Regions from separate parts of the Mus musculus genome. Here region 2 is linked to region 1. The links are chromatin loops, found by intact Hi-C in ENCODE. Cell type or tissue: gastrocnemius. All regions are shown on one strand. Region 1 has its middle 14 kb from the start of Snx20. Region 2 overlaps Nkd1 (naked cuticle 1).

Region 1 (2,500 bases):
CAACCCTCTGAGACCTCTCAATGTCTCCCTCCAGTGAAAGGCTCTTTACTCTCTAAAAGGGAAAACCACCACTTCAACTTCTATTGTTACCCTTATAATCTCAGAATTCGTGGTGGCCAACTTTCTATGTGCACTTGCCTGGGTCCTGGGATGCCCAGATAACTAACTAATCCGTGTCTTCGAGGGCCATTTCAGAAGAAACAGCAGAGTTTTGTGGACCACATGAGGAAGGGGGTGGCAGCATCCAGTCCTGCTAGAGCCCAACAAAGAAAAGTAAAGAAGGCTGCATTGACCTCCCTCTGCCTGACTACTAAGCAGGGTCCCCATCTTCCCCTGCCTTGTGTCCCTTATTTTCTGGGCCTCCAGTTTGCAAAGGCTGTGGGACTTCTTAACTGCCATAAGTTTGTGAGTCCAAACCTTTGAACAAACCCCTTTTCTAGAAGAGCTGTGTTCCTGCACCCTCTTCTGTTGGGGGTTACCTGCTGTGTCCACTGCCTTTACCTCTGCATAGCCCAGTGGAGCTGGGTCTCACAGTTGCTTCTCAAAATGTTTTACCTGCCACCTTGGCTTCCCATCACCCGGAGGGTGCCAAAGACTGTGTGTGTCTAGAGATGTGACACTTGTCCGCTGTGTTTTATCACAGTGTCTGCTTGCATGGTTGTAAAATATCCCAGTGACAAATGGAGGGCCCTTTCCATGGCTGTTGGCTGTAACAGTGTTGGAGTGGGCATCTGGATGCTCTCCAGGAGGGGGTTGAAGACCGTCTTGCTGGGCGATTCCAGCTGGTCACCAGGGGAGTGTCTCAACTGTCTTTACAGTCTGTTCCTCCAGTGGAATTTTAGGTCCATGCCTCACAGTTTATGTTTGGGGGTCGGAGGGGGAAGATAAGTACATTTCTTAAGAGGCCTAACTAACAAGTGAGGAAGGACTATCTCATATCCACACCTCTTTCTTTCCAGTTTGTAGTAGAGTGTCTGGACTGGGCCCTGGGAGGTCAGGTGTGCTTTCCTGGGAGCACAAACTCTTTCCTTTCCCCAGCACAGCAGGCAGAGAGACAGGGACCCCAGAGCTCTGGGACTCACCTGGGGGCACCCTAACAAACATGAGGGACAGTGACGGAGGCAACATAGCAACCGTGTTTCTAGTATTGTCTCTTTTAAAAGCTTTGCCAAGTCGCGGTGTGCCTCACTCTCCCCAACCTCCTGGATTGCTGTCTTTTTCCATGGTCTCTTTCAGCACAGAGCACTGGGTTTTGAGCGACCTCTGCTGGTCATCTAGTGAACGGCCGGATCAAGCCTGCCAGAAAAGGAACAAACTTTGAACTTAATGCTGGTTTAGAATGACAGTGTTAGTTACATGTATGAAGTTGTCAGAGAGCTAGCTTAATCAATATAATACGACAGCACCATGGCAGGTCCATGGGATAGCTCTCCCGATTACCAAGTGGAAGAGTATTGGAGGAGCCTTTATGAGGAGAAATGAAATGGGATTATTAAAACCATTGCAAGTGTGAGTGCTTCATAAAACAGGCAGCTTTGGTCAGGATAAAAGTAAAATAAAAGACAGTGTTTTTAAAAAGAGTCTAAAGAAGTGTCTAAAAACTCATAAATGCCACTGTAAGAGACCAATGGGAGGGTGCACCAGTTGCAGAAAGATCTATTTGGCTTAATCCTCTGCCAAAAGAAAGCATGCCATAGTAAGAGGTGGTAAGATGTGGCATTTGTGTCAGAGTACAGTGGAACCATGAAAACCAGACTGTCATCATGTTATACACTATAGAGAAATGCTAGTTATGTTCAACTGCGCCTTACAAAGTAGATCGCAGAGCCATATACAGCAGAACTTTCATGTCAAGTCTGCCAGGCGCCCATTCTAGGCTGTATGAGAGAGGTATCTAGAGGTTCTAGGCTGTATATTGTGTGAGAGAGGTATCTAGAGGTTCTAGGCTGTATACTGTGTGAGAGAGGTATCTAGAGGTTCGAGGCTGTATACTGTGTGAGAGAGGTATCCTCTTTGGCTTTCTCAGGAAGGAACAGGTGTGTGCTTTCCTACAGATCCTACAGGCAGAGACCTCGGAAGAAGCCTGCATGAGACAGTCATCTGGAGTTGCAAGGAAAGAGTATGTGATCTCGGAGAGGCTGCAGTCCTCTGGAGAGGAGAGAAGATGAAGCAGAGAGCAGCAGGACTGAGCTGAGCGAATAAGCATGTGTGCCTGTGATCAGATCCAGTATGACCGGCAGCCAGTCCTCTGCTGGGACTGTCAGACAGGAGATTCTTTCCCTGTCAGGTTAACTTGTGGTTTTGCTCCTGTGCCTGAAAGGATGGATCCACATCTCCAAACCCGAGCTCTTCAGCCCCTTTACTTTCATCGAGCCAATCACGAGAGATGGCTTTTATCTGCTGATGCGTGTTGCGTAGATTCTGGCCTGTGCGCTGGCCTTCTGCTTTCCCTCGATCTTCTAGGACCCACCCTGGTTCCTTTGCACCCTTGGAGACTCTG
Region 2 (2,500 bases), 54 kb before region 1:
AGGCTCAGCATGGGACGAGGTAGCTGTCACACTCAGTCAATGTTCGTTGTATCATCCTTGGTCCTTAGTCTGTATGACCTTGTACTCCCATGCCAGTAAGCTCCTGGGCGCTGAGCTTGGGCTAGGTCTACGCCCTGACTATTCTGCATAAGCCTCTCCTGGCCCAGGACATCTGCCTCAAACTCTTGACATTCACCATAAGAAAGCATACAAGTTTACCACCTTTGAGTTAGAGCTTGTTCCCCGCCTCAGCCTTCTTTTCTCCGTCCATAGACATCGAATTATAAATGTAATAGCTGTTGTCTATGAAAAGAGCCTGGGCATCCCTCCGTGTCTTGCTCTGTGTGTCTCTTCTCCCTCTCCTCCTGTTAGAACCAGCCTTGCCATAGGGGCACCAATGGGGCTTGTCACATCTTTCCATTCTCAAAGCCTGGGCATCACTCTTCTGTGGGGTAGGACTTGGGGTGGTAAGTAGTGGACATCTGGCATTGTAATGACTATATCTGTTTAATGTACGATATGCCTCAAAAGCCTTGAATGTAACGAGGACTCACAGCCCTGCAGTCGCTGATCTTCTTGCAAGGTTGGAGGGTTGGGAGGGGGGAGGAAGAGAGGAGAGAATGAGAATATTTAACATACTTAGAGAAGTTTGAGTATTAGCCAGCTGCACATCTGTAATCCCAGTTACTCAACAGCCAAGACAGGAGGAATGTCAGTTTAAGGCTAGCCCGGCAATCGAAACTCTATCTCAAAATAAAAAGTGACCATTTAAAAAGAAGACTGGGAATCTCAGTGGTTAGAATGCCTAGTATGTAGAAACCCTGGGTTCTATCTCTCACTACTCTAGTAAGGGGCGGGGAGGAGGAGGAGTATCAAGTAGTTTAGCTTGGGACTGTCTTGAAGGAAGTTGTGGTGATGGTGGCATGCAAATGTCCACAGCTTGCCGACTGATAGCCTGGGCAGTGTACTTTGTTAATCTGTGGCTGGCTGATGCCAGAAGTTGGCAAGGCCACCATCCCTGAGGGTCATTTGTGTCCCGTGGGGTCCTCCCTGATATCTGATGTCCATCTCCCTAGCAGGAGACTAGGTGTTCAGGCTGCATGCTTAGCTGTGGGGGGCCAGCTGGGGGCGCCACATGGAGCACTCCGACTACATTCTAGGCAGATAAAAATAGGAGCGAGGGGAGGAATTTTAATCACCACTCCGTGTCTTTGGAGCCACGGAGGCTGTTTCTTGTGAGCCTAGGCAGAAAGCCAGCCCTGCCAGTGCCTGAGAGGTGCCTCTCTCCTCTGAGCAGCACAGTTGAACCAGCTGGGGAAACCAGAGGGGCTATGGGCAAGGGTGGCATAAGCCTCTGAGCGTGGCAGAGGTCTCACATTCCAGTTATAGTAGGCTCTGGCTTGGTCCTGGTCTGTAAGTGTCAGGATTTTTACAGCCAGAGACAAGTTTAGCCTGAGTTGTTGCAGTAAACAGGTTAATGAGTTGGGATTTGTCACCATCCTAGGTGGCAGTGTGTGAGGATGGGCAGGGACAGTGTTCTCAGAGCCAGAGTCCACCCAAAACACACTTACCACATTTGTCTAGCACCTAACAGATGTGCCAACCCATAGCCCACAGATTGTCCGCATTCCCAGGGAGCTATGTATGCAGCTTAACACGGAATGGCAAACCTACTTGGAACAAACACAGAAGTGTTTCTTGTTAACACTGGGTTGAAATAGTCAAAGGTGGGACACACACATAATGAATGTCAGGTACAATTCCAGAACAAAACCAGCCGGGTCGTCCCAGAGCCTGCTCTCAAGAGATGGTGGTTCACAACCTTCCCTTCACTGGCCTCTCTCTCTGACCTCCATCTGGGCAGAAATGGTGCACTTTAGGGGCCGGAAGGGAGGCAAGATGCAGCCAGGGAGGCAGGTGTCTTCGTCAGCTCCCAGGAGACCCAGGATCCATTACCTGTGACCCTCGGCTGGTAGAGCTGGAGGAGCTGAGGGCTGGGCCTTATACGCTTGCAGAGAGATGTCGCCTGGCTCTGGAAGCAGCTGCCTGAGATCTTGGTTCTGATACTCTTCTGGGGTAGAATGAACTTGGGTTCCTCTTCCCTGGGGGAGGGGGTTCTCTGACTTTCTGTCACTGACTTTCTGCCAGTGCTTTGGGGAGCCTTGTCTGTCTCCATCTCCTTAGCCCTTGGATGGTGACTGTTTTTGTCTCCTGGCCTGAATGTCCCTCGTTATTAGCCTGAGTGGGCAGTTCCTAGCACCTATGGCCTATGGTGCTCATGAGTGGATTCTGAGGGTAGAGAAGCCTGGGGGACTGAGAAGTTAGAGACGAGGGCCAGATGGTGAGCTGCCTTGGTTATCCCATCTCTGTTGGATATGCCACAGAAAAGCAACCAGCCACTGGGGCTGTTGGGGGCTGGGTACCCCAGATTTCCTGGATCTAGGAGACCATGGACTCCTCCTGGCCCAGAAGATCCCAGCCTCGTCTGCCAGCTTCTCCA

What was found. Peaks named below come from ENCODE experiments on the same cell type or tissue, not always from the same donor. Only the 100,000 strongest peaks of a DNase experiment are listed, where the experiment ranks them.
Region 2: a loop joins it to region 1, with 2.3 times the contacts of the local background. A loop is called at or near these places in 5 of 42 quality-filtered maps.

Annotation. Positions count from the first base shown.
Region 1 is chr8:88,620,384-88,622,883 of GRCm38, forward strand. No RefSeq gene overlaps it. Among named protein-coding and RNA genes, the nearest start is that of Snx20, 14 kb to the right of the region's middle. In gastrocnemius, a CTCF peak has its summit at 1,267 (motif pointing left); DNase peaks (open chromatin) are centred at 744, 1,250 and 2,325.
Region 2 is chr8:88,566,828-88,569,327 of GRCm38, forward strand. All of the region lies in intron 3 of Nkd1 (naked cuticle 1), which reads left to right. Among named protein-coding and RNA genes, the nearest start is that of Nkd1, 47 kb to the left of the region's middle. In gastrocnemius, a CTCF peak has its summit at 1,115 (motif pointing right); a DNase peak (open chromatin) is centred at 1,122; H3K4me3 peaks cover 297 bases; H3K27ac peaks cover 717 bases.